Linked DNA regions of Homo sapiens: region 2 is linked to region 1. A link is a loop called in an ENCODE intact Hi-C map of the cell type or tissue named here. Cell type or tissue: IMR-90. All regions are shown on one strand. Each heading gives the region's core, and the rest is flanking DNA. Links, peaks and the distances in the headings are about the cores only.

Region 1 (15,996 bases), core at 5,141-13,140:
ACTCCAGATCCTTTCCAGGAGATCACAAAGGCTGGCAATCAGGGTGTTCTCTTCCACCCCTGTGATGTTCACCTCCCCATGCCCTAGCTCCACAGCTTCTCGGCCCATCTTTTCCACCAGCATCCTCTTGGTCTACAAGGAAGCAGTCAACAGGATTAAATAACCACAGTGAGCAGGATTACATACAACCGGAGAGGGTTCTGACAGCCTGCACAGTACATCTGTTGGGCTGGGAAGGACAGGATGAATTAGCCCCAAGGACACAGAATATATTTATACCCATGTAGGTCAGGTTACAAGGGAGTGCATGCTTTAAAAATTTAGTTAAGAAAGGCCAGGTGTGGTAGCTCACACCTGTAATCCCAGCACTCTGGGAGGCCTAGTTGGGCGGATCACAAGGTCAGGAGATCGAGACCATCCTGGCTAACACGGTGAAACCCCGTCTCTATTAAAAATACAAAAAAATTAGCCAGGTGTGGTGGCGGGCGCCTGTGGTCCCAGCTACTCAGGAGGCTGAAGCAGGAGAATGGCGTCAACCAAGGAAGCGTAGCTTGCAGCAAGCTGAGATCGCGCCACTGCACTCCAGCCTGGGCAACAGAGCGAGACTCCGTCTCAAAAAAAAAAAAATATGTAGTTAAGGAAAGGATAAGAACACAGCAATCTTTATGACTCCTGGCCAGTGATTTCATCACTCTGTATTCAGTTTTTGCATTTATGCAAGAAACAAATAAACCCTTCAGTCATGCTTATCTCTGACATTGTCTGATTCCCACTGCTTAAATGACCCTACCAAACAAACCTTTGAGCATACATACAACTTAGAAACATATCTGAAATAACTGTCAAGGGGACAAAAATTGAGGAGGTAATTTATTTTACATAAAAATTTTCAACTGCTTATTGTAAGATCATAACCAAGAAAACACATACTGCATAATGATAATCACAGTTTTTATTAAGTACTATGTCAGGCATTGTACTTAGCATTTCATTATCTCATTTAAGCCTCCTAACAATCTGAGGTAACTATTATTATTGTTCCCAATTTACCAATACGGAAATTGAGAAATACAGTAATCAATATACTAAATTTAAACATAGTATAAAACAATATAGTATATTTATAGTCTAAGTATAGTTTAATTCTCTTAAGTAACTTGCCCAAAATCTATACGTAATATAGCACTCTATTAAATTATATATATATATATATTGTCCAAAATGAAACAGCAAAGTAGCAATAGATCTGGCCTTTGAACCCATATCTGCCTGAACTTTGAGTCCAAGTTCAAAAGTAAGATTTAACTATGCTATAAATTTGTGATATATAAAAATCTAAGAAAAGGAAAACAAATCACCCCAATCCTACTTTTCAGAAGCAACAACTCTTAATATTTTGGCATATTTCTTTCCACTGTTAGTTTTTAACCTTCTTATTGTGAAATATATAATATATATATGCTATTACATCATTATGACCAGCGCCAGGCCAGTTCCTTCTTTTTTTTTTTTTTTTTTTTTTGAGATGGAGTTTCGCTCTTGTTGCCCAGGCTGGAGTGCAATGGCACAATCTCGGCTCACTGCAACCTCCGCCTCCCCGGTTCAAGCAAATTCTCCAGCCTCAGCCTCCCGAGTAGCTGGGATTACAGGCATGCACCACCACGCCTGGCTAATTTTGTATTTTTAGTAGAGATGGGGTTTCTCCATGTTGGTCAGGCTGGTCTCAAACTCCCGACCTCAAGTGATCTGCCCACCTCAGCCTCCCAAAGTGCTGGGATTACAGGCATGAGCCACTGCGCCTGGCCAGTATTTTATTTATAAATACTGTCTGTTTATATCTTTGAAGCACCCTACGTGCCCTCTTCCATTCACCTTCCCACTCTAGAAGTGACCACTTACCCAACGAAACTACAGAAAAGCAAGAAAATTATTACCTATATTTTTAACCCTAAAATATATGGTTTGGTTTGCCTGTATGTATCTTTAAGACAGGGTCTCTCTCTGTTGCCTAGACTGGAGTGCAGTGGCTCGATCATGGTTCACGTAGCCTCAGCTTCCCAGATTCAACTGATCATCCCACCTCAGCCCCCGCAGTAGCTGGGACTATAGGCATGCATGTTTCTTTTGTGATTTTTTTTTTTTTTTTTTCTTTAAGAAACTGGGTCTCAGCATGTTGCCCTGGCTGGAACCGAACTCCCAGGCTCAAGCAATCCCCCCACCTCAGCCTCCCAAGTAGCTGGGATCACAGGTGTGTGCTGATACTCCTGGCTTCTGATTTGCTTTTTCACTCGTTTATATTTGTGAAATTCATCCACACTGATGTGTATAACTGTTATCCATTTCCATTGTTGTATAGCATTCCACCACATGAATACACCACAATATACTTATTAATTCTCTTACTGATTGGCTTTCTCAACTGATTGGTTGTTTCCAGTTTGGGGCTATTAAAAGAATGCTGCTGTAAACTTCTTGTACATATCTCTTGGGACATGCTCCAAAAGTTTCTCTAGGGAATATACCTAGGAGAAGAATTACTAAACAATACTATGCTGTTTTCCAAAATCATCATACCAATTTATACTTTCAACAGCCTGTTGCCTCACGTGCAAGCCAATACTTTGTGATGTTACATTGATTACTATATTTCTTCAATTCTAGATGTATATTTTCCCACATATTAACATGTCTAAAATTGATATGTATTTCACAGTCATCATTGGCTAGGAATAGGAAGTTGTCACAGCCAGGTCATGCATCTCATGACTTAAGAATTTTGACAGTCCAGGCCAGTTGTGCAGTGCCTCAAACCTGTAATCCCAGCACTTTGGAGGCCGAGGCAGACAGATCACTTGAGGTCAGGAGTTCAATACCAGCCTGGTCAATATGATGAAACCCTGTCTCTACTAAAAATACAAAAATTAGCCAAGCATGGTGGTGCACTCCTGTAATCCCAGCCACTCGGGAGGCTAAGGCACGAGAATTGCTTGAACCTGGGAGGCAGAGGTTGCAGTGAGCCGAGATTGTGTCACTGTACTCCAGCCTGGGTGACACAGTGAGACTCCATCTCAAAAAAAAAAAAAAAAAGAATGACAGTCCAGCAGCTTAGAAAAAAAAAATGCAGAAATGCAGCATCACCAATGTTCTTCATAGTAGAAAGGCAGAAGAGACAAAATTGTATGGAAAAAAAAATCACAGATATTAATTACTCAGAGTGAACTGACAGAAGTTTTACACAAACACACACACACACTGGCCACAATGCCTGGCCAGAGTTTTTTTTAACCTAAATTTAAAATATCAGTACTGATATATTAATCAGGTTTTTTTTTTTTTTTTTTTTTTTTTTTTTTTTTGAGAGAGGGTCTCATTCTGCAGCCTTGACCTCCAGGGCTCAAATGATCCTCCTACCTCAGCCCACCAAAGTAGCTGGGACTAAAGGTGTGCACCACCACGCCTAATTTTTTTTTTTTTTTTTTTTTTTTTTTTTTTTTTTTTTAGTAGAGATGAGGTTTTGCCATGTTGCTTAGCCTGGCCTCAAACTTCTGGGCTCGAGTGATTCACCCACCTCAATCTCCCAAAGTGCCAGGATTACAGGCATGAGCCGCTGTGCCCTGCCAATCTAGCTTTAAACAGTAATAATTTATTCTGCAAGAGACAGCATATTTTATTCCCTCCTATAAATGAACATCACTTCAAATGGGCACCACTTAGAACTGAAAGTGCAGGAGACTATTTTTATTCCATTGATAAATAAATAGGATGTAGTAGAGACTGAGTTAGTTGAAATGCCCTAAAATTATGGTATGCTGCCTTGGTTGAAAGATTCTTTTTATTAGAAAAGACATTTAAATTCATAATTAAAACATTAAAAATTAAGAATGAATGTCTTTGTAGAACAGAGAAAAACACCCAAACAATCTAAGCTTAAACGGAATGACACATTTTAGCCTGGCACATAGTAGGTACCCAGTAAATTTCTGTTTCTAGATATAAGATATCATTGCTATCAGATAAAAATAAAGGGGAAAAAATATCTGCAAATACATAAGACTAATCTGTTGAAGTAAGTTAGAGTGAAGACTAGTCTGATTTAAAGTACTGTAAAATGTCAAAAATTTAAAACTATGCCTGTAACCCCAGCTACTCAGGAAGCTGAGGTAGGAGGTTCACTTAAGCCCAGGACTTCAAGGCGAGCCTGGGCAATATAGTGAGATCCTGTCTTTAAAAAAGTTTTTTATTAAATTAAAAACTACATCTCTCTGTTGTTCTTTTTTTTGTTTTGAGATGGAGTCTTGCCCTGTCGCCCAGGCTGGAGTGCAATGGCGCGATCTCGGCTCACTGCAACCTCCGCCTCCCGGGTTCAAGAGATTCTCCTGCCTCAGTCTCCCAAGTAGCTGGGATTACAGGTGCATGCCACCACGCCCGGCTAAATTTTTTGTGTCTTTAGTAGAGACGGGGTTTTACCATGTTGGCCAGGCTGGTCTTGAACTCCTGACCTCGTGATCTGCCTGCCTCAGCCTCCCAAAGTGCTGGGATTACAGGTGTGAGCCACTGCGCCCAGCTTGTTGTTCATTTTTATAGAGTATACATTAAGTTTTTATCAAGCAAAGCATGCATGCTCTCAATTAATGGTATATTTTATTTAAAACAAATATACCTAATTTCAAATTAACAGGATCTTAAAATTAGTACTGTCTCATTATATTAACGATTTTTTTTTTAAGACAGAGTCTCGCTCTGTTGCCCAGGCAGGAGTGCAGTGGTGCCATCATAGCTCACTGTAGCCTTGACTTCCCAGGTTCAAGCAATCCTCCCACTTCAACCTCCCAAGTATCTGGGACTACAGGTGTGTGCCACCATGCCCATCTTAATACTTTTGTAAAGACAGGATCTCACTACGTTCTCCAAGTTGGTCTTGAACTCCTGGGCTCAAGCAATCCTCCTGCCATGGTCTCCCAAAGTGTTGGGATTACAGGCATGAGCCATCACGCCCAGCCAACAGTATTTTTAAAATCCAGAGGGAGTGGTCAGAGCCAATCCTTGGTCTTACCTTGGCTGCTAACAGAAATAGCACACATACAGAGATGTCCACAGCTTACCTTATTGCGGCATTCCTTCAGCAGGCCCTCTACAAACTTCCAATTGGTCTGGGCAATCACTGATGGAGAGAGGTTGGACAGTTTGGGCTGGCGGATAGTGCTGCCCATAGTCCTGGCTTCCTGGATGTACTTCTATATCAAACAGAAAAATAAAGACCCTTTGTGTCCATGTACATAAACCAAAGGTCAGCAGTACTGGTGGGTGCCTGAAGAGGGCATTATTTTCTCACATTTTCTTTTTTTTTCTTTTTCTTTTTTTTTTTGAGACGAATCTTGCTCTGTCGCCAGGCTGGAGTGCAGTGGTGTGATCTCAGCTCGCTGCAACCTCCACCTCCCAGGCTCAGGCAATCCTCCTGCCTCAGCCTCCTGAGTGGCTGGGACTACAGGCATGTGCCACCACGCCCGGCTAATTTTTTGTATTTTAGTAGAGACGGGGTTTCACCATGTTAGCCAGGATGGTCTTTATCTCCTGACCTGGTGATCCATCTGCCTCAGTCTCCCAAAGTACTGAGATTACAGGCATGAGCCACCGTGCCCAGCTTATTTTCTCGCACTTTCTTAGCTGCCTCTTTCTAGGCTCAGATAGTTAGGAATAGAAAATTTTTAATTTAATTCTTGTATTAAAGAGAAAAACTGAGATGATGGTTTCTGTTTTAGCTGATGTAAAGCACTCCCCAAATGGTATAATTACCTTTGATTTAAAGATACAAGAGTCAGGCAAGGCGCAGTGGCTCACGCCTGTAATCCCAGCACTTTGGGAGGCTGAGGTGGGTGGATCACAAGGTCAGGAGTTCAAGACCAGCCTGGCCAACACAGTGAAACTCCATCTTTACTAAAAATATAAAAATTAGCCAAGTGTGGTGGTGCATGCCTGTAATCCCAGCTACTCAGGAGGCTGAGGCAGGAGAATTGCTTGAACCCGGGAGGTGGAGGTTGTGGTGAGCTGAGATCGCGCCACTGCACTCTAGCCTGGGCGACAGAGCGAGACTCCATCACAAAAAATAAATAAATAAATAAAAATTTAAAAAATTAAATTAAAAAAAGATACAAGAGTCAAAAAACACATGACTACAGCAAATCTCAAATCTCTGAGTAACACTGAGAAAATAATTTCCCCCACCAAGCTGAGAAGAATTTAACTCCTCTGCCCGTATCAAAGATATCTACCCTTTCTATCATAAAGTATAAAATTAAGGCCTGGAAAATAAGATTGCACACTCAAAACAACAACTGCAATTATTTTGTATAATGTGCTGGTGATTCTTCTTCATATGTTGTTTAACACAGAACCCACATCAATGCAGTAAAATGCAATCTGATATCCTCTCAGTAGGTTCATAACCAACATTTTTACCCTAAACTTCTCCCTTCCCCCATATTTATTCCAGTGGCATAACTCTGTCCATTCTATCTTATGGCCCCTTAATCTATCTCTACTACCAACCCCCCAAGGTTAGGGTCCAATTACTATTACTTGGACTGCTGTTACCTGTCTCCTAACTTGTTAGCTATCTCCATACCACCCTCCTCCAAAATATTCTGCCCACAGCCTCCTTTACACATTTACACACCAAACTTTAGATCCTGCCATGTCCTCTACTTGAAATGCTCTTCTTATAGCTCCAGGGAGATGAAAGATTAAAAAAAAAAAAAAAAAGAAAAAGAAAAACAGCCAGGAGCAGTGACTCTGGCCTGTAATCCCAGCACTGAGGCGAGTGGATCACTTGAGCTCAGAAGTTTGAGACCATCCTGGGCAACATGAAGAAACCCTGTCTCTACCAAAAATACAAAAAAGACCAAAACAACAACAACAAACAATTAGCCAGGAATGGTGGCGTGTGCCTGTGGTCCCAGCTACTAGAGAGGCTGAGGTGGGAGGATCACCTGAGCCTTGGAGGCAGAGGTTGCAGTGAGCCAAGGTTACACCATTGCACTCCAACCTGGGTGACAGAGTAAGACCCCATTTCAAAATAAAATAAAAGCTCTTCTAACAATCCCATCATTCTCTAAGGCTTAAAGAGATGCTTGCTCCTCTTCCAAATCATCTTGTTTGATGATGACCCCAAGTAGAAGTAACCTCTGCTTTCTCTAATCAGTAATCAAACATTGGTTTGCTCCTCATATGGTCATTTCAAAAGCTTATTCTCTTGAAGTTATCTTTCTATCTGATTTTGCTCCCTTATATCAACTGGTATTCCCTGAGGACAAGACTAACCTCTTTTGTCACCTTTGTATTTCAAAGTGTTAACCTCAGTGATTTTTTTTTTTTTTGTCTTTAGCAAAGAATTCCTTGATACCTCAGTGATATGGTTTGGCTGTGACCCCATCCAAATCTCATCTTGAATTGTAGCTCCTACAATTCCCACATGTTGTGGGAGGGACCCAGTGGGAGGTAACTGAGTCACGGGGGTAGATCTTTCCTGAGCTGTTCTCGTGATAGTGCATAAGTCTCATGAGATCTGATGGTTTTATAAGGGGGAATTTCCCTGCACAAGCTCTCTCTTTGCCCACTGCCATCCACGTTAAGACGTGACTTGCTCCCTCCTTGCTGTCCACCATGATTGTGAAGCCTCCCCAGCCATGTGGAACTGTGAGTCCATTAAATCTTTCTTTTGTAAATTGCCCAGTCTTGTGTATGTCCTTTATCAGCAACATGAAAACAGACTAATACACTCAGTGATTCTGACCAAGAAAATGTGGTCAATAAACACTGCTGAAAATAGTAATGAGGAGGTTAGGTGGAAGACAGACTTTTAAAATAACACAAATAACCAAAATTTCTTATGCTACTCTCACAAAAAAAAAAATCCCAGTGCAACTGTATCCTATAAATCAGCAGTTGAAGATTCATAACCATATCTTACAATTTTAATTTATTCATTAAAAACATAGCAAAGGGAGAATATGTTATTTATTTTCCAATTCACTGAGCTGCCAGACACATGAAAACAGTATGCCTTCTTGGGTTCTCTCTGTGCAAGATGAAAATTACAGGGTCTTTTCTCAAAGATAAGTTACTGAAATAGGCTTCTGAAGTTAACACTCATTTTCACAACTTCTTTGCAACTAAGTAAGGCAGGGTCTACAACCTGAAGTTTATAACTAGAAACTTAAGAAGCAAGTTACAGTAGAGCTGAGAAACTCAGCTTACAAGCAATGAAGATTCAGGAGGTAAATTCAAGAATCTTGGGTTTCCAGGTACCTGATAATAATGTTCCTCTCCTTTAGTCTTTTAAAGAAGAAGAAGAAAAAAAAAGTCAAGATTATCTGTTTCAATTTAAGGTAAGAAACAGTAGGAAAAAAACTCTAACAAAATTAACTTCTTTCTGGGCTGGGCGCAGTAGCTCACACCTATAATCCCAGCACTTTGCGGGGATGAGGCAGGCGGATTACCTGAGGTCAGGTGTTTGAGACCAGCCTGGCCAACGTGGTGAAACCCCGTCTCTACTAAAAATACAGAAATTATCTGCGCGTTGAGGTGGTGCCTGTAATTCCAGCTACTCAAGAGGCTGAGGCAGGGGAATTGCTTGAACCCAGGAGATGGAGGCTGCAGTGAGCCGAGATCGCTCCACTGCACTCCAGCCTGGGCGATAAAAGCGAGACTCTGTCTCAAACAAAAAAAGAATTAAAAAAAATTAACTTTTTTCCTATATACACACGCACACACACACACACACACACACACACACACACAAAACTCACACCAATTTTTAAAGGATTTCTCCCAAGTTTCAGACTCTTAACTTCTGAGGTTCCTATTGAACTCCTCAGGGAGCATCATGCATGAGAAATTACAATCGGTTAGTAGCTAGCTGGAATTTGCAAAACATCCCACATTCTGATTTGTGATAACCCAGGCCCAGCATTAGATATCAGGAACTAGACCTATTATTAACCCTTCTTTATGGGGTGAGGTCATTGCTGAGACGTTTGAATCAGACCAGAGAACAGGAAATGAGAAAGAGAAGGAGTGCACAGCATGATAGCAAGGTCATCCTTATCATTCTTAAGGTATCTTACCTCCCTCTGGTCATTATCTAAACGCAGGTGTTCTGTGTGCTGCTTCTGCCGATCTTTCCGCCTCCACTGGGCAGGGGCATTCCTTTTCGTCCACCTAACACAATCAGAACCAAAGCAGGCAATTAATAATGTCTCACTTAAAAAGCAATGTCAACTAACAGGAGAAAACATGAATGACTACGAGTCAATGCTGGACACAGGAAATGACCTAGATGTCACCAGAGACAGCTCAGAGACCTTGAGGAAGAGCAGATTAAAGATGAGTGACTGGACATGAGAGAGACACCTCCTCATGGAACATGTCTCTCTTGAAACATCTACAAACACTTGACATATAGATCTAAAACTATATTCACTTAACTCTATCTGGGCTTTGATACAGTCATCTTCAAAAGTAACTAATGAGTAATTCTGCTAACTTACCTACTTTTCAGTTCAGGTTCTGATTATTTCAACTGCCATTTATTAAATACAATGCTAGCTTGCTGTTGAATGGGATCCAGGCATGAGATGATTTTAACCCATCTGCAGCTTTTTGCAGGTCCTAGACATATGGAGCTATCCCAATCTGCATAGTGGAGGCAGAACTGAAAGATATTCTGTCACATACTTTCTTGTTCAAATAAGCAAACCACCTAGATAGTCTGGGTCTTCTCCATATCTGCTTTAGAAAAGTACAAGGTCTTCTAGGGGTAACAGCCCTAGCCCAGATACTAGATGACCCTATTACAGCTAGGGAGTTGGATTAGTGAATCCCTGGGGTTGACTCACTTGTTGCTGGCTGGCCCAGTGGAAAGTACATCAGACTGCAGCTTAGGGAAGAAGCCCGGCTCATATTTCCCTTGTCCAATCTTCATGTCAAGTAAATGTGGGTGAATTGCAGTATGGTCAATTTTTGCCAGACGCAGCTCAATTGCTTTCTCTGGATGAGAATACACACACACACACACACACACACACACATAAATACACACACAAATAAATCAAGTCAAACATTCTTTAAGAATCTAGCTACTCTTCCATTTCCAGCCAAGATAGAGTAAAAGGGACTGATTTTCCTGCCTAATAGGAAAAAACCCATGCAAAATAATATAAAATGATAAACTTCAGAATACTGGACATCAGGCAATGAAGGGCAGGACCCTGAGAAACAGGTAACAAATGAGGTAACCCCTAGAACTATCCCAGCTAACTGCTTAGAGAAAGCTTCCAGGCTGTGGCACAGGGAGGGGAGTTCTAGGCAGAGACTGGTGGACTCCCTGAGTTAAGGAGACCAAGGTGGCTAGAGTTCATATGAACAGTACCAGAGAAGAGAGAGAATCCAGGGGATCTGCAGGGCATTCAGCAGGGTAATGGGTCAGTTCACGCAAGTAAAGAAACTACTCAAGGCTGGAGAAAGAATCACCGGAAAGGATTAGGAGAAACAATACAAAATGCTCACACAGGGCTGGGAATAATGCCTGTCCCCACCTGCCAGACTAGAAAACCTAATCACTCATGGGGCACTGAGTAAAGTACTCAGAGGGTCTTGCCTCAGTAGTAGATAATTAATCACAGCCTAAAGGATGCTCTGGTCCTGCCAGAGGAAAGCACAAAGAAATCAAATTATTTCTAAGTAACTTAACTACATCCCAGAACAAAGACTGAGAATATTTATAGGAATATGGAAGTGTCCAGGACTCAAATAGTAAAATTCACAGTGTCTGGCATCTAATCAAAGATTACCAGGGCCTGATAGCTTACGCCTGTAATCCCAGCACTCTGGGAGGCCAAAGTGAGGGTATCATTTAAGGCCAGGACTTCAAGACCAGCCTGGGCAACATAGTGAGACCTCATCTCTTCAAAAAAAAAAAAAAAATGAGCCAGACATGGTGGCATACACCTTTATTCCTAGCTATTCAGGAGGCCAAGGCCAGAAGATCACTTGAGCCCAGGAGTTTAAGGTTATGGTGAGCTATAATTACACTACCGCACTCCAGCCTGGGCAACAAAGCAGAACCTCTTAAAAACAAACAAACAAACAACATCAACAACAAAAAACTAGAAACATGGAACTCAAACTTCTGAAGATGAAAGCTGTAATATCTGAGATGAAAAATACACGGGCTGGGTTAAAAGCACACTCAACAATGCAGGAGAAAAAATAAGTGAGCTTGAAGCCATAGCAAGAGAAATGATCCCAAAGAAGCCACAGAGAGAGAGAAAAAACTGTTGCCATTAAAAGAGTATCAGCGGTTCTGGGATAACTACGCAATCCCAGATATTACATGTATGTGTAACTGCAGTCCCTAAGGTAGGGATGGGGAGAACAGAAAAATTACTAGAAGAAATACTGGCCAGAATTTTTACAAATTTGACGTAAACAAAAAATCCACAGATCTAAAAAGCACAATGAGCTGCAAGCACAAGAATCATGAAGGAAACTACACCAAGCCACATCATAATCAAATTGCTCAAAATCAGTGATAAAAAGAAAATCTTAAAATCTGGTAGAGAAAGTAGACATTTTGTATATAGAGAAGATCAAAATTAAGGATGACAGCAGATTTCTTATCAGAAAACAATGGAAGTGTAATATGGTTTGGCTCCATGTCCGCACCCAAATCTCAACTTGAACTGTAATAATCCCCATGTGTGGTGGGAGGGACCCAGTGGGAGGTAACTGAATCACAGGGGCGGTTTCCCTCATGCTATTCTCGCGATAGTGAGTGAGTTCTCATAGATGTGATGGTTTCATAAGCATCTGGCATTTGCCCTCCTGGTACTCATTCTCTCTCCTGCTGTGCTGTGAAGAGGTGCCTTCCACCATGCTTGTAAGTTTCTTGAGGCATTCCCAGCCATGCGGAACTGAGTCAATTAAACCTCTTTCCTTTACAAATTACCCAGTCTTGGGTATTTCTTCATAGCAGCATGAGAATAAACTAATTATAAAGTGAGAAGACAGAGGAGCGACATCTTTTTTTTATTTTTATTTTTTTGAGACAGGGTCTCATTCTGTCGCCCGGGCTAGAGTGCTGTGGTGTGATCTTGGCTCACTACAACCTCCACCTTCCGGGTTCAAGCAATTCTTGTGCCTCAGCCTCCTGAGTAGCTTGGACTACAAGCACGTACTATCATGCCTGGCTAATTTTTTTTTTTTTTTATATGTTTAGTAGCAACGGGGTTTCACCATGTTGGCCAGGCTGGTCTCAAACTCCTGACCTCAAGTGTTCTGCCCACCTCAGACTCCCAAAGTGCTGGGATTACAGGAGTGAGCCACCGCGCCTGGCCTGGAGCAACATCTTTAGAGTACTGAAAGGAAAAAGCTATTAACCTATACTCAGGGAAAATACCTTTCAAAGACAAAAGAATTACAAAAGCTGAAAGAATTCATCACCAGCAGATCTACACTACAAGAAATGTTAAAGGAAGTCCTTCTGGCAGTAGGAAAATAATGCCAGATGGAAGTATGGATCTACAGAAAAGAAAGAAGAGCACCAGAAATGCTAACTACACAGTTAATGTATTAGATTTTGTACTTATTATTCAAATCCCTTTAAAAGGTAATTGACTGTTTAAACAAAAATGACCATGTAGTGTTAGGTTTATGACATATGTAAAAGTAAAATAGATGACAATAGCACGTCGGCTAGGAAGAGAGAAATGGAAATAGAGTTTTGTGAAGTTCTTTTTGTTGTTGTTTAGAGACAGGGTCTCATCATGTGATCCAAGTTGGACTCAAACTCCTGGGCTCAGGCAACCCTCCCCCTTCAGCTTACCAAACAGCTGGGAGTATGGGTGCACATGACTGTGCCTGGCAGTTCTGTACAGTTCTTATACTATGTGGAAAGTGATATTGTATCACCTAAAAGTAGACTGTGATAAGTTAAATGTGTACTATAAATCCTAAAGCAACTGCTAAAATAACACAAGTTATAGCTAGTAAACCAACAAAGTAGATAAAATGAAATCATAAAAAAAATTGAAAGGCCGGGTGCAGTGGCTCACGCCTGTAATCCCAGCACTTTGGGAGGCCGAGGCGGGCGGATCACGAGGTCAGGAGATCAAGAGATCAAGACCACGGTGAAACCCCGTCTCTACTAAAAATACAAAAAATTAGCTGGGCTGCGCAGTGGCGAGCGCCTGTAGTCCCAGCTACTCGGGAGGCTGAGGCAGGAGAATGGCGTGAACCCGGAAGGCAGAAGTTGCAGTGAGCCTAGATCTCGCCACTGCACTCCAGCCTGGGCGATAGAGCAAGACTCCGTCTCAAAAAAAAAAAAAAAAAAAAAAAAAAAGAAAAAAAAATTGAAAATATTCAATTAGTACACAAGAGGGCAGAAAAAGAAGAAAAGGGAACAAAGAACAGATGGGACAAATAGAAAACAAACAGCAAAATGACAGGCTTAAACCCAGCAATATCAATAATCATATTAAATGTACATGGTCTGAAGACCTCAGTTAAAAACCGGAAACTGTCAAATTGGATAAAAATGCAAAACCCAATTACATGCTGCCTACAATAAATACCCTTTAAATATAAAGACACAAATAGATTAAAAGTAAAATAATGACAAAGATATGCCCTGTTAGCACTAGTCAAAAGAAAGCTGGAGTAGTTATTAATATCAGACAAAACAGATTTCACAGTAAAGAATATTACTCTGAATAAAGAAGGTTATTTCTTTTTTTTTTTTTTTTAGAAAAAAAAATTAAAAATTAGCCAGGCATGGCGGCACACATCTACTGTCCTAGCTACTTGAGAAGCTAAGACGAGAGGATCCCTTCAGCCCACTAGTTCAAAGTTACAGAAAACCACGGCCACACCACTGCACTCTAGCCTGAGCAACAGAGCGAGACCCCATCAACATTAAAACAACAACAAAAAAAATCAATATAATTCACCATATTAACAAACTAAAGCTAAAAACCATATAATTACCTTGATAGATACAGAAAAAGCATTTGACAAAATTCAACATCCACCTCAGATAAAAACGCTGAACAAACTAGTAAGATCCTTAACTGCTAAAGGTTATCTATGAAAAACAAAGGAATAAGATGCCCACTCTCACCACTTCTATTTGACTTCGTACTAGAGGTTCAAGCCAGTGTAATACAGAAAAAAAATAAATAAATAAGAAGAAGAAGAAAAAGAAAAGGAAAAGAAATAAAAGGTATCCAGGGTGGTGGAAAGGAAAAGTAAAACTATCATTATTCACAGGTAATATGACTGTCTATGTAGAAAATCTGATGGATGTACAAAAAAGCTATTAAAAGTTAGTTTAGTATGGTTGCAGGACACAATATAAACATACAAAATGCTATTATAGTTCTATATACTAGCAATGAACAATTAGAAATTAAAATTAAGAAAGCAATAAAATAGCACCAAATTTATATAACACAAAACAATTTAAAATAACACCAAAAAATATGAACTACTTAGGGAAAAATCTGATAAGACATATAAAACCTGTACCCTGAAAAGTACATAATGCTGTTGAGAAAAATTAAAGATGACCTAAATAAATGGAAAGATATGCCATGTTAATGGATCAGAAGACTCGGTACTGTTAGGATGTCAAATATCAATCAAAATCTTGAAAGGTTTCTTTGCAGAAGTTGGCAAGTTGACTCTAAATATGTATGGAAATACAAAGAACCCAGAATAGCCAAAACAACTTTGAAAAGAACAAAGTTACAAGATTAACACTACTTGATTTCAAGATTTAATATAAGCTACAGTAATCATTTAATGTAAGCTACAGTAATCAAGACAGTGTGGTATTGGTATAAATGTAGACCAACAGATCAATGAAACAGAACAGAGAATCCAGAAGTAGACGAACACATATACAGACTAATAACATTTTGACAAAAGCAAAAAGGCAATTCATTAGAGAAAGGATGGTCTTTTCAACAGATGAATATCTATATGAAAAAAAAATGGACGCATAACTTATACTACTTACAAAATTAACTTGAAATGGATCAGAGACTTGAACGTAAAACCTAAAACTATAAAACTTCTACAGGGAAATATAGGGTAAAATCTCTATGTGACCTTGGTAGGGCAAAAGTGTCTTAGATACAATAAAAGTATAATCCAACTGATAAATTGGGCCTCATCAAAATAAAAGATTTTGTTCTCAAAAAGACAATTAGGCACACACAAATCAAAATCACGTCTCCCTTACATTTTCTAGTCTTCTCTCTTTACCTTTCATTCCTGTTCCAGGACCCTCATTAAGATGACCTTTTGGCAAAGTCCTTTTGGCAAAGGCTTGAGGACAAGTTGTCCATGCAATTAGACTACTTTAACTCAGTTAGAACATAGGTTCCTGAACTAGAAAATGTAAGACTTTGAACTAGAAAATGCAAGACTTTGTCTAAACTGTCAGCAGTTATATCTTCAAAGCCTAGAAACAAGCCTGGCAAATTCATTCATCTGGCAAATATTTCTTGAAGACTTGCCATACATTTGGCATCTGGTAGGTAGTTATAAAATGCAGCAAATGAGTGACCAAAATATACAAAAATGCCTTAACAAGGACACTGAACATCCTGCAGGAAGTGAACACACTACTTAATCTAGTACTTCAAGCTGAAACCATTCTCTAGCTAAACTAATGTAGATGAGTCCTCTGAACAAAAGGACATGTTCAATCATTTGTGTAGATTATAACATCCCTACATGCTGGGTACAATGCCAGAAGAATGGGGGTAAGAAAATGAGTAAATACAATCTCTGTCCTTAAGCTGTTCCCCAATAATGATAGCTAGAAAAAGTAGAGATTATTGAGTAAAAGCATGCACAAAGCACCACAGGAACAGAGAAGAAGAATCAACTGACTCAGTCTGGGGGCATCAGAGAAGGTTTCATAGAGAAGGAAAT
Region 2 (11,736 bases), core at 3,025-11,024, 140 kb after region 1:
CAATGGGAGAATATTTATAGTCCCTCAAAAGGTAATCTCAGTATTAGCTTAAAAAATTATATGAACGAGGCCAGGCGCGGTGGCTCACGCCTGTAATCCCAGCACTTTGGGAGGCCGAAGCGGGCAGATCATGAGGTCAGGAGATCGAGACCATCCTGGCTAACATGGTGAAACCCCGTCTCTACTAAAAATACAAAAAATTAGCTGGGCATGGTGGCAGGCGCCTGTAGTCCCAGCTACTCGGGAGGCTGAGGCAGGAGAATGGTGTGAACCCGGGAGGCAGAGCTTGCAGTGTGCTGAGATCGCACCACTGCACTACAGCCTGGGCGACAAAGCAAGATTCCGTCTCAAAAAAAAAAAAATTATATTAACAATAAAAGTATGGAATGAGATTCCAGAAGCAGTAAGCAGAAGAAAGTACGGGACTGTTTTCCCAGGAACTGGTCAATAGCGCGAAGGCCAGGACAACTTTACATTGCACTCACTGGGGAAGAGGTAGGAGTGGGTGACTCAATTTTTATTTTACCATTATCCCTTGTATACACTGATAATACTCAAGAGTATTTAAAAATATGTATACTATATGGCCCGGCATGATGGCCCACGCCTGTAATCCCAGCACTTTGGGAGGCCGAGGTGGGCGGATCACAAGGTCAGGAGATTGAGACCATCCTGGCTAACACGGTGAACCCCCATCTCTACTAAAAATACAAAAAATTAGCTGGGCATGGTGGTGGGCGCCTGTAGTCCCAGCTACTTGGGAGGCTGGGGCAGGAGAATGGCATGAACCTGGGAGGCGGAGCTTGCAGTGAGCCAAGATCGCACCACTGCACCCCAGCCTAAAAAAAATGTATACTATAATTCAGATTTATTATTTTTAGTTCCCTTAGAATGGATTCAACTATTGCACAGGTGGCTTTCAAACACGCGTTTATGAAGTATCCTAAAAGTACTGAACTGCCTATACTCTCTTTAGCAAATCCTTCTTCATAAAAGTTTACAAATGTGTATTAGACAGCTGTCATTGCTGCTCTGCCCCATCTCCCTTCTCTTGAATTAACACCCTTCCCCTGTCCCATAAGGGGGCCAATCTCAGTAGCCCCTATTCTAACATTCTACCCTCCCAAACCCAGAAAACTGTCTGGCCCAGGGTTGGACACCTCACCCAAGTAGTAACAAATCATTACTGGCTGACCAGATTTTCTCTTGATAATTTGAACTAAAAGAGATACTGGTTGTCAAGCGATAGTGGGACTTGGAGCTAAAAGGTTAAATGGTGGAGGACACAGTAAGCCAAAGTGGTACGCCGAAGACATGTATCAGAAAACAAGAAAGGTTGGAACAGAAACCCAGAGAAGCAGAATTGGGAAATATAGCTAAGCTACTTGCTGATTTCTAACGTTCCACTTCCCCAATGCCTAGCTCTATTTCTTGCTCATAAATGCCAGTTGAGATTCTCTCTTATATTATTTTTCTCGGTTTTTTTTTTTTTTTTTGAGACGGAGTCCTGCTCAGTCGCCCAGGCTGGAGTGCAGTGGCACAATCTCAGCTCACTGCAACCTCCGCCTCCCGGGTTCACGCCATTCTCCTGCCTCAGCCTCCCGAGTAGCTAGAACTACAGACACCTGCCACGATGCCCGGCTAATTTTTTTTTGTATTTTTAGTAGGGATGGGGTTTCACCATGTTAGCCAGGATGGTCTTATCTCCTGATCTTGTGATCCACCCGCCTCGGCCTCCCAAAGTGCTGGGATTACAGGCGTGAGCCATAGCGCCCGGCATTATTTTTCTCTTGTTTTAACAATCTTCCTTTTTTCCTAGTTTAAACTGATGTCTATTCCTTTCAACCAAAAAGTCTTGACTAAATAAAAGATGAGCTTCATTTTTATCCCTTGTCTCACTACAACAATTGGCATTAGTAAGATTTTGCTGATTTTTTTACCCCCGCAAGAGACAGGGTCTCCCTATGTTGCCGAGGCTGGACTTGAACTCCTGGGCTCCAGCAATCCTCCTACTTCAGCCCCTCAAGTAGCTGGCACTACAGGCATGTAACACTGAGCCCTGACTAGATATTACTAAATTCTATGTTGAACACATAGAGAAATAGAAACCAACTAGCTCCTTGCTATTCAAAGAATGTTTGGTAGACTATATGAATCAGCATTATCAGGAAGCTTGCTGGAAATTCAGATTCCCACTGAAGCAAAAATCTGCATTTTAATGATACTCGTGATCTTCATGCACATTAAAGTTTGAAAAGCTAAAATCTGGCCCACTTTTACAAGTAAGAGGCCCAAAGAAGAAGGGTATACTATTTTTTAAAAAAAAATCCTGAGCCAGAGTGGTGGTGGTGTACACCTATAGTCCCAACTACTCAAGAAACTCAGTCAGGAGGATCACTTAAGCACAGAACTTTGATTCCGGCCTGGGCAACACAGTGAGACCCTATCTCTAAAAGGAACCAAATAATGTGAAGTGTATTTCCAAAGCATTTTGTTGTTGTTGTCTGAGAAGGAGTCTCGCTCTGTTGCCCAGGCTGGACTGCAGTGGCACGATCTCGGCTCACTGCAACCTCCACCTCCCAGGTTCAAGCAATTCTCCTGCCTCAGCCTCCCAAGTAGCTGGGATTACAGGCATGTGCCACCACACTGGCTAATTTTTTTTGTATTTTTAGTAGAGACGGGGTTTCACCATATTGGCCAGGCTGGTCCAAGTGATTCCCTTGCCTCAGCCTCCCAAGTAGCCGGGATTACAGACGTGTGCTACCACACCCAGCTAATTTTTATATTTTTAGTAGAGATGGGGGTTTCACCATGTTAGCCAGGCTGGTCTTGAACTCCTGACCTCAGGTGATCTGCCCACCTCGGCCTACCAAAGTGCAGGGATTATAGGCGTGAATGAGTGTGCCCAGTCTGCAAAGCATTTTAATATCTGTTTATAATTTACCTGTAATTTCTGTTGAAATAAGAATTGCTTAGGTTAGTGCTTTGATAATACTAAATATAAATTATTCTTACCTATTCATTAAATTTAGCAAGTTTTCTATAAAAAACTAAATTATCTTTTCCTACTTTCAGTAATCTAAACAATCTAACTTCCCAACTAGTCCCTATTATTCTTTTTCTTTTTTTTTTTTTTTTTTTTTGAGACAGAGTCTTGCTCTGTGGCCCAGCCTCTGTCGCCCAGTCTGGAGTGCAGTGACAGGATCTCAGCTCACTGCAACCTCTGCCTCCCAGGTTCAAGCCATTCTCCCATCTCAGCCTCTGGAGTAGCTGGGATTACAGGCACACGCCACGAGGATCAACTAATTTTTGTATTTTTAGTAGAAACGGAGTTTCACATTGTTGGCCAGGCTGGTCTCGAACTCCTGACGTCAGGTGATCCGCCCACTTTGGCCTCCCAAAGTGTTAGGATTACAGGCGTGAGCCACCACGCCCGGCCTCCAATCAGTCCCTGTTATTCTAACTTTGTTATATTTCATCTTAATCTCAAAAAGGAGATTTGCTCAACTCTTACTTATGAAATTTACTGCAGGAAGGAAGAGGATAATAATATAGTACAAAGGTACCTTCTGATGGAACAATAAACCAAGAATGCCTGTCTCTTAATACTCTAGTTCATTAACCCACAGACGTATTGATATGTATGCTTTTTTGGAACACAGAGAATTAAAAACACACTTTAAACATCTCAGGTAGGTCAAACATGAAAAGGTCTCTGCAGAATCTTGTAATAACAAATACCTAACTGTCATTACATTTATGCTCTGGCTATTACCTAATTCAATACGTATCTTGAGGCCTCCTAATAAGTTATATTCACTCAGAAGTTATATTCTCTAAAAAAAGAAAGCATAATCAGCAAAAAGCAAAAACATCAGGGTGTACTAAATCCAATTGAATAAAAAACGTTGTTTTGGTTTATAAATATAAACCCCATTTATTTATTATTTATTTACTTTTATGAGACGGTGTCTCACTCTGTTGCCCAGGCTGGAGTGCAGTGGTGAAATCATAGCTCACTGCAGCCTTCAACTCCTGGGAGTTGAATGCCTTCAGCTTCAATCCTCCTGCCTCAGCCTCCTGACTAGCTGGGACCACAGGTGTTTGTGACCATGTCTGCTTAATTAATTAATTAATTTTTTTTTTTTGAGATGGAGTCTCACTCTGTCACCAGCCTGGAGTGCAGTGGCGTGATCCTGGCTCACTACAACCTCCGCCTCCTGGGTTCAAGCAATTTTCCTGCCTCAATCTCCCAAGTAGCTGGGACTACAGGCACACGCCACCATGCCCAGATAATTTTTGTATTTTTAGTAGAGATGGGGTTTCACCATGTTGGCCAGGATGGTCTTGATCTCTTAACCTCGTGATCTGCCCCCCTTGGCCTACCAAAGTGCTGGAATTACAGGCGTGAGCCACCACGCCCAGCAATTTTTTGGTTTTGTATTTAGAGACCAGGTCTCACTATTTTGCCCAGGCTGGTCTTGAACTCCTGGCTTCAAGCAGTCCTCCTGCCTCAGCCTCCCAAAGTGCTGGGATTACTGGTATGAGCCATAGAACCGGGCTAGAAAACCTATTTAAACACAAACCGTTTTCACAAGGCTAAAATAGTTATTTTTCTATATATTTTTATTCAATAAAAAGCTATTCAATAAAGTAGGTAAGGAATGAGGGTAATATATATATATAAGTATTGAGTTTTCTGTAGGCTGACATCAAAGCAAAGACACATTATACATGCAAGTAGTGTATATTTTTTCAGGATGTCCATTATGATAATTTATAATTATAGGCCAGGTGTCGTGGCTCACTCCTGTAATCGCAGCACTTTGGAAGGCCACGGTGGGCAGATTGCCTGAGGTCAAGGGTTCGAGACCAGCCTAGCCAACATAGTGAAACCCTGTCTCTACTAAAAATATAAAAAATTAGTCAGGCGTGGTGGCACACCCCTGTAGTCCCAGCCACTGGGGAGGCTAAGGCACAAGAATTGCTGGAACCTGGGAGGTGGAGGTTGTGGTGAGCCAAAGTTGCGCCATTGCACTCCAGCCTGGGCAACAGATATTAATTATAGATGAATTATAGATATTAAACTGTTTTGGAGGCACACTTCACATCATACACTTCTTAAAGGTATGCTACTTTTAAATCCATCTAAAAGTATGCTACTTTTAAATCCAATTAACTTGCCCCAGCCCAGTTTTAACTTACTTTCCTGCTAGAATCAGGTCCAGAGTATAAGAAAAACTAACAAAAATAATTTCATATTATGAGCATCTTTTAAAACCTTCAAAACCATTACTAATTTTTTTTTCTTTTTGGTAGACAGAGTCTACCAAATCTTGTTTTTATAGGTCTACATCTAAATTTATAGTATACACATTTATAATGTGCCTTATGGCCACATTACACACATGTGCCTTTTAGCATTTACAGCTACTTACACCAGCACTTTTCTTTTTTTTTTTTTTTTTGAGACAGAGTCCTGCTCTATCACCCAGGCTGGAGTGCAGTGGTGTGATCTCGGCTCACTGCAACCTCCACCTCCTGGGTTCAAGCCATTCTCCTGCCTCAGCCTCCCAAGCAACTGGGATTACAGGCATGGGCCACCACCCCCAGCTAATTTTTGTATTTTTAGTAGAGACGGGGTTTCACCATGTTGGCCAGGCTGGTCTCGAACCCCTGACCTCAGGTAATCCGCCCACCTCAACCTCCCAAAGTGCTAGGATTACAGGCGGGAGCCACCACGCCCAGCCAGTACTCTGTATTTAGTAACCTCCAAAGCTTCCATCATACTAATTCCCAGTCTGAATTACCCTATTATGTGCTTTTCCAACCTCCTCCCAGGCCAAAGGTACTGTTATAGAAAGCCAGAATTCGCCGGGCATGGCGGCTCACGCCTGTAATCCCAGCACTTTGGGAGGTCGAGGCGGTCGGATCATGAGGTCAGGAGATCGAGACCATCCTGGCTAACACGGTGAAACCCCGTCTCTACTAAAAAAATACAAAAAAAATTAGCCGGGCACAGTGGCGGGCGCCTGTAGTCCCAGCTACTCAGGATGCTGAGGCAGGAAATCGGCATTAACCCGGGAGGCGGAGCTTGCAGTGAGCTGAGATGGCGCCACCGCACTCTAGCCTGGGCGATAGAGCGAGACTCCGTCTCAAAAAAAAAAAGAAAGCCAGAATCACGCTCTTGGCCTACAAGACGTTCAACATGTTTTTCTAACTTCAGTTAGGGATATCACTGGCAAACAGTAATTCTTTTATAGCAGTCCCCAAAAGAGCTATTTCAAGTCACTTTAAGCCTTTGATTTTACCTTCCTTTAACTGCAACCAATGATGCTGCCTCCTACTTTAATGAGCACCCCAATCTCTCCCTCAAGATTTGTTCACAAAATTATCTTCCCTTGCTCCTTTCCCTTCATCTTATCATTAAATGTCAACACACTTCCTTCTATATCTTGCTCTCTGAATTCTTTCTCCATATACTCAACATCTTCAATTTTTCCCTCTTACAAGTACCTTTCCTTTAACTTCCAATATGCATAAATCCATCCTGAAAAATAATTTAACCTTAATGTCCCTCCAGTAGCTCCATAATTCTCCTACTACTTTTACAAAGCAAAATATTCCAATGTCTACGAGATCTTAGGAATGACTCACACTGGTCATCTAGTCCATTAGTTTTCAATATTCAGTGTTTTCTAGATATACTTGATCCCACCACGAACGAAGGAAAAAAAATCCATTTATCCTAAGGACATAAGCTTACAGGCCAACAAGTCTCTTAAGGTCACAAGAATCCACTGTAATATTGTCAGAAATAAACTTTATTTCAACGGTCTTAAACTATTAAAAAAATTAATTGAAAATGGTATTAACATCAAGTATAAATTTAAACAGCTGAAGTATCATAAAATAAAATCTTTTTTTTTTTTTGAGATCGAGTTTCTCTTGTTGCCCAAGCTGGAGTGCAATGGCTTGATCTTGGCTTACCACAACCTCCGTCTCCCAGGTTCAAGCAATTCTCCTGCCTTAGCCTCCCAAGTAGCTGGGATTACAGGCGTGGGCCACCACGTCCGGCTAATTTTGTATTTTTAGTAAAGATGGGGTTTCTCCATGTTGGTCAGGCTGGTCTCAGACTCCCGACCTCAGGTGATCTGCCTGCCTCAGCCTCCCAAAGTGCTAGGATTACAGGCATGAGCCACTGTGCCCAGCCAATAAAATCATTTTTTTAATTTTATTTCGAGTCTTGCTCTGTCACCCAGGCTGGAGTGCAGTGGCGCAATCTCGGCTCGCTGCAAGCTCCGCCTCCCAGGTTCACGCCATTCTCCTGCCTCAGCCTCCCAAGTAGCTGGGACTACAGGCACCACCCGCCACCTCTCCCGGCTAATTTTTTGTATTTTTAGTAGAGACGGGGTTTCACCGTGGTCTGGATCTCCTGACCTCGTGATCCGCCCACCTCGGCCTCCCAAAGTGCTGGGATTACAGGCGTGAGCCACCGCGCCCAGCCTTAAAATCATTTTTTAAAAACACAACAGAGGCGAGACACAGTGGCTCACACATGTAATCCCAGCACTTTGGGAGGCTGAGGTGGACACATCACTTGAAGTCAGGAGTTCCAGACCACACTGGCCAACATGGTAAAACCCTCTACTAAAAATACAAAAATTAGTTGGGCGTGGTGGTATGCGCCTGTAATCCCAGCTACTGGGGAGGCTGAGGCATGAGAATCACTTGAACCTGGGAGATGGGGGTTGCAGTGAGCTGAGATCACGCCACTGCACTCCAGCCTGGGCAACAGAGCAAGACACCGCACCTGGCCAACCTTGGACATTTTAAATCAATAAATCATTAAGATGGAGAACTTGCTAAATAAAATATTCCATTCCTTGCCTTTTTCTTCCATGAGCTTACTTCTTCCATTTTCTCCCTTCTGTTGGACTCTTCATTCTCTTCCTTCCATGCCAGCCTGGACTCCAAGAAGTATCATCTGAACTAGCACCTTTGACTGAAATCCTTATTCTTTCCTTATAGCCACCTAACCAAAAATCAGCACTACAAATTCACTTTCTTCCTTCCTACATCACAATGGTTTAGCACAAATACAGAAAAATCACTGAGTGATCCATCACAGAAATCCATGTCATTGGGAAAACTGATTTAGCTCTATTCCTACTCTTTCTTCTACATGTAGAATATGAATCAGGCTGAGCCAATCAGGTTACTCTGATGACCTACTGACAATAATGATAGGTTCAGGAAAAAGCATCTGATCTGAGGCAATCTAATCAGTGAATAGCAAGACTTCATCCGTAATACTAGGACAAAGATTCTCAAAATTAACATGGAAGCATTTAGCTTACCTGAAGCTTCAAGGGGAACCAAACTTAAGGTTAAGCTGACATCAAATAAGCAAATCAAGATATGAAAAATCTGATCCTGGCCGGGCGTGGGGCTAACACCTATAATCCCAGCACTTTGGGAGGCCAAGGCGGGTGAATTACTGGAGGTCAGGAGTTCAAGACCAGCCTGGCCAACACAGAGATAACCCGTCTCTACTAAAAATACAAAATTAGCTGGGCGTGGTGACGTGTGCCTGTAATCCCGGCTACTGGGGAGGCTGAGGCGGAGAATCGCTTGAATCTGGGAGGTGGAGGTTGTGGTGAGCCAAGATCGCACCATTGCACTCCAGCCTGGGCAAAAAGAGTGAAACTCCATTTCAAAAAAAAAGAAAGAAAGAAAAATCTGATCCTGAAGATGCTGAGCAACTGGCTCCAGCCTGATGCCACCAAATCCTACTCATTACTTGATTTACTTACATGGACCAATAAGCTCCCTTTCAGCAAGGGTTCCAGTGGGTTTTCTGTCGTAGACCAAAAAAATTCTGATACATAATACCTGGGTTGAGACTGACATCAGCAAACCATACTAATGCTTTGGTTGATATTCAGCTGCCAAGTCTAGTCTTAGATTTCATCTACAGTAATCAGAGCTTCCTTCTTTCTGTAAGCCAGTACTTTGCTCATAGTAGACACCTGAGGAGTATTTGTTAAACAAATAGCAAGGCAGGATCTAGACCAGGGATCTGGATTATCCAAGTCAGAACAATATTGTCAGCCAGGCGCAGTGGCTTACACCTGTAATCCCAGCACTTTGGGAGGCTGAGGCAGGCAGATCACAAGGTCAGGAGATCGAGACCATCCTGGCTAACATGGTGAAACCCCATCTCTACTAAAAATACAAAAAATTAGCCAGGCGTGGTGGTGGGTGCCTGTAGTCCCAGCTACTTGGGAGGCTGAGGCAGGAGAATGGCGTGAACCCGGGAAGGGGAGGTTGCAAGTGAGCCAAGATCGCACCACTGCACTCCAGCCTGGGTGACAGAGCAAGACTCCATCTCAAAAAAAAAAACAAAAGAACAAAAAAAAATATTGTTTTCTAGAAGCAATAAAATCAACTTTGAGACAGTGTTTTTCAATCTTTTTTGATTGTGTTCCAAGTAATGTATTATTATTATTATTATTTTTTTTTGAGATGGAGTCTCACTCTATCACCCAGACTGGAGTGCAGTGGCGCTATCTTGGCTCACTGCAAACTCCACCTCCTGGGTTCAAGTGATTCTCCTGCCTCAGCCTCCCAAGTAGCTGGGATTACAGGTGTGCACCACCATGCCCAGCTAATTTTTGTATTTTTAGTAGAGACAGGGCTTCTTCATGTTAGTCAGGCTGGTCTTGAACTCCTGACCTCATGTTCCGCCCGCCTCGGCCTCCCAAAGTGCTGGGATTACAGGCATGAGCCACCATGTCAGCCTAAGTAATGTACATGACCCGGTATACACAAAATCTATATAACTCAAGGAAAGATTAAACAAAAAAAAACCAGCATTTAATCCCAAAGCACTGATATTTTCTCTTCTATTCCATTTTTTTTAAAAAAATGCTTATTATTGATTATCCATCAAATTGATTTCACACCCCTCACAAGGGTCATGACTTATATATTGAAAAACATAGTCCAGCTCTCTTAAGTTAAAATGGAGAACTTGCTAGTAAATACATAGGTCGGGGCAAACACCACCAAAAAAGTTATGTACTCTAGTCCAGTCACCTTCAAACCGATTAGGTTAAGAGCCCTTTTTTTTTTTTTTTTTTTTTTTTAACCAGGAGAAATAACTTTATTTGGACTGAGAGCTGGAGAACAAGAATAGGACCTGAGATAGCATACTGGGCTAAGGAGGAGAGGTAAGGTTCCAAAATGGCAGTCAAAGCTCATCGACCAAACAGACTCTACTTCCCAGCAACCTTGCAGTTAGTGCAACCAACAAAAGGCCTGCTGGGGAATGTATTTTCCACTAAATTCCCCAAGTATGCCAACATTACAAAAAAGATAGAGGTTTTTCATCATAATTAAATTTCCACAATCCTCCCCAATCATGAGTATTATAAGCAGAAGTAAAAAATCACATTTTACAGATCTCAAACTTGTCTTCAACATTTAGTTCATCATCTTCAAAAAACAGCTCCCCTGCTAAACTCATTAGCTATATGATCTATCCAAGCAACAACAAGATGGCCAGGCCATGCCAATTCTCTTCCCATTTTCCCTAGCCACTCAGGGCTCAACAGCAGGGTGAAGCTCAGGCGGGGGTAGGGTGTGGGGAGCACAAGGGCTACTTTCCCCCAATACAACATGGCATCTGAAGCTTGATAGGAGAGCAGAACTGGTGAGACTTGAGGGAAGGACCCAGGGCCTGTATTCAGTCAGAATCACTGCTGGAAGAGGAGGAGGAATGCTTGCTATGCTTGTGCATCTTTTTATGAGCTTTCTTCATTTTCTTCTGTATCTTCTTGCCCACTATCACTGCTGGTCCAACCATGCCAGGAGCCAAGGGACTCACAGGAGGCATTCCAGGAGCAGACGGTGGGTATGGAGGAGGGTAGGGACCCGAGGATTGGCATCCTGGATACCCTGGCTGTGGCACAGGATGAGGGGGCCAACCTGGGGGGAAAGCTGAATTGCCTTGCGGAGCTCCTGGGGGAGGAGGACAGGGGCCTGGGGGAAAGGGTGGGTTGATAGGTGGTGAGTGGGCAGGATTGGAACCTCCAGGGCACCCAATGTTGGGTGGATATGGATTTGGCCCTGGCTGCCTGGCACTGGGATTCCACATGTTTAGGTGTGTCCTCCAGCCTTTCCACTGCTGCCTGGGCTTGATGCATTCTCAAGAGCTTCTTAACTAGTTTCACCTCCTGTCTGCTCTCTCATCTTCATCATGCAAAAATTAGACTTTCCGTGTTACCTCTGCCTTACTCAAGTAGTCAAAGTGGTCCACAGTCTACTAGGCTTAGCTCTGAGACTAGAGGCCAGAGTAATGGCAAGGAATCCACTAAATGTACCAAACATTGCAGATAGCATGTAAAACAGTTCAAACATACATATGATGATAACTACTTATTTGTCAAAGTTATATATGTGTCACTTAATAGAATACAAATTCATTTCCAAGTATCATGGAATTTACAGGAACATTCTGACACATCCTGAACAGGCCAACCTCATCGCCTACTACCACCCAACAGAAACCCTCTGCTCCTGACAAATTAATCTCCCTACCCACACACATAAAAGTTTCACACTAACCTTCAACCCTACTACTCTCTTTCTCCTAGCCTGGAATACCCTTCCCTTCTCTTTACTTATCCAAACCTTACTTATCTGGCAAAGCACAATGGCTCATGCCTGTAA

What was found. A loop is a pair of places that touch in the nucleus more often than their neighbours do. Peaks named below come from ENCODE experiments on the same cell type or tissue, not always from the same donor. Only the 100,000 strongest peaks of a DNase experiment are listed, where the experiment ranks them.
Region 2: it touches region 1 in a loop (3-fold over the local background); 3 of 110 quality-filtered maps call a loop at or near these places.

What each region holds. Positions count from the first base shown.
Region 1 is chr11:9,160,734-9,176,729 of GRCh38, forward strand. DENND5A (DENN domain containing 5A) reads right to left here. Exons shown (of 23, transcript NM_015213.4): 9 at 9,894-10,044; 10 at 9,123-9,216; 11 at 5,103-5,234; 12 at 1-132. Among named protein-coding and RNA genes, the nearest start is that of SCUBE2, 77 kb to the left of the region's middle. RefSeq lists an enhancer at 8,413-9,612. In IMR-90, for the core only: a CTCF peak has its summit at 5,289 (motif pointing right); a DNase peak (open chromatin) is centred at 9,918.
Region 2 is chr11:9,300,529-9,312,264 of GRCh38, forward strand. The region is part of intron 1 of TMEM41B (transmembrane protein 41B); the gene reads right to left. It also overlaps the pseudogene PRR13P2. Among named protein-coding and RNA genes, the nearest start is that of TMEM41B, 8.2 kb to the right of the region's middle. In IMR-90, for the core only: no CTCF peak of the experiment used is centred there; no DNase peak of the experiment used is centred there.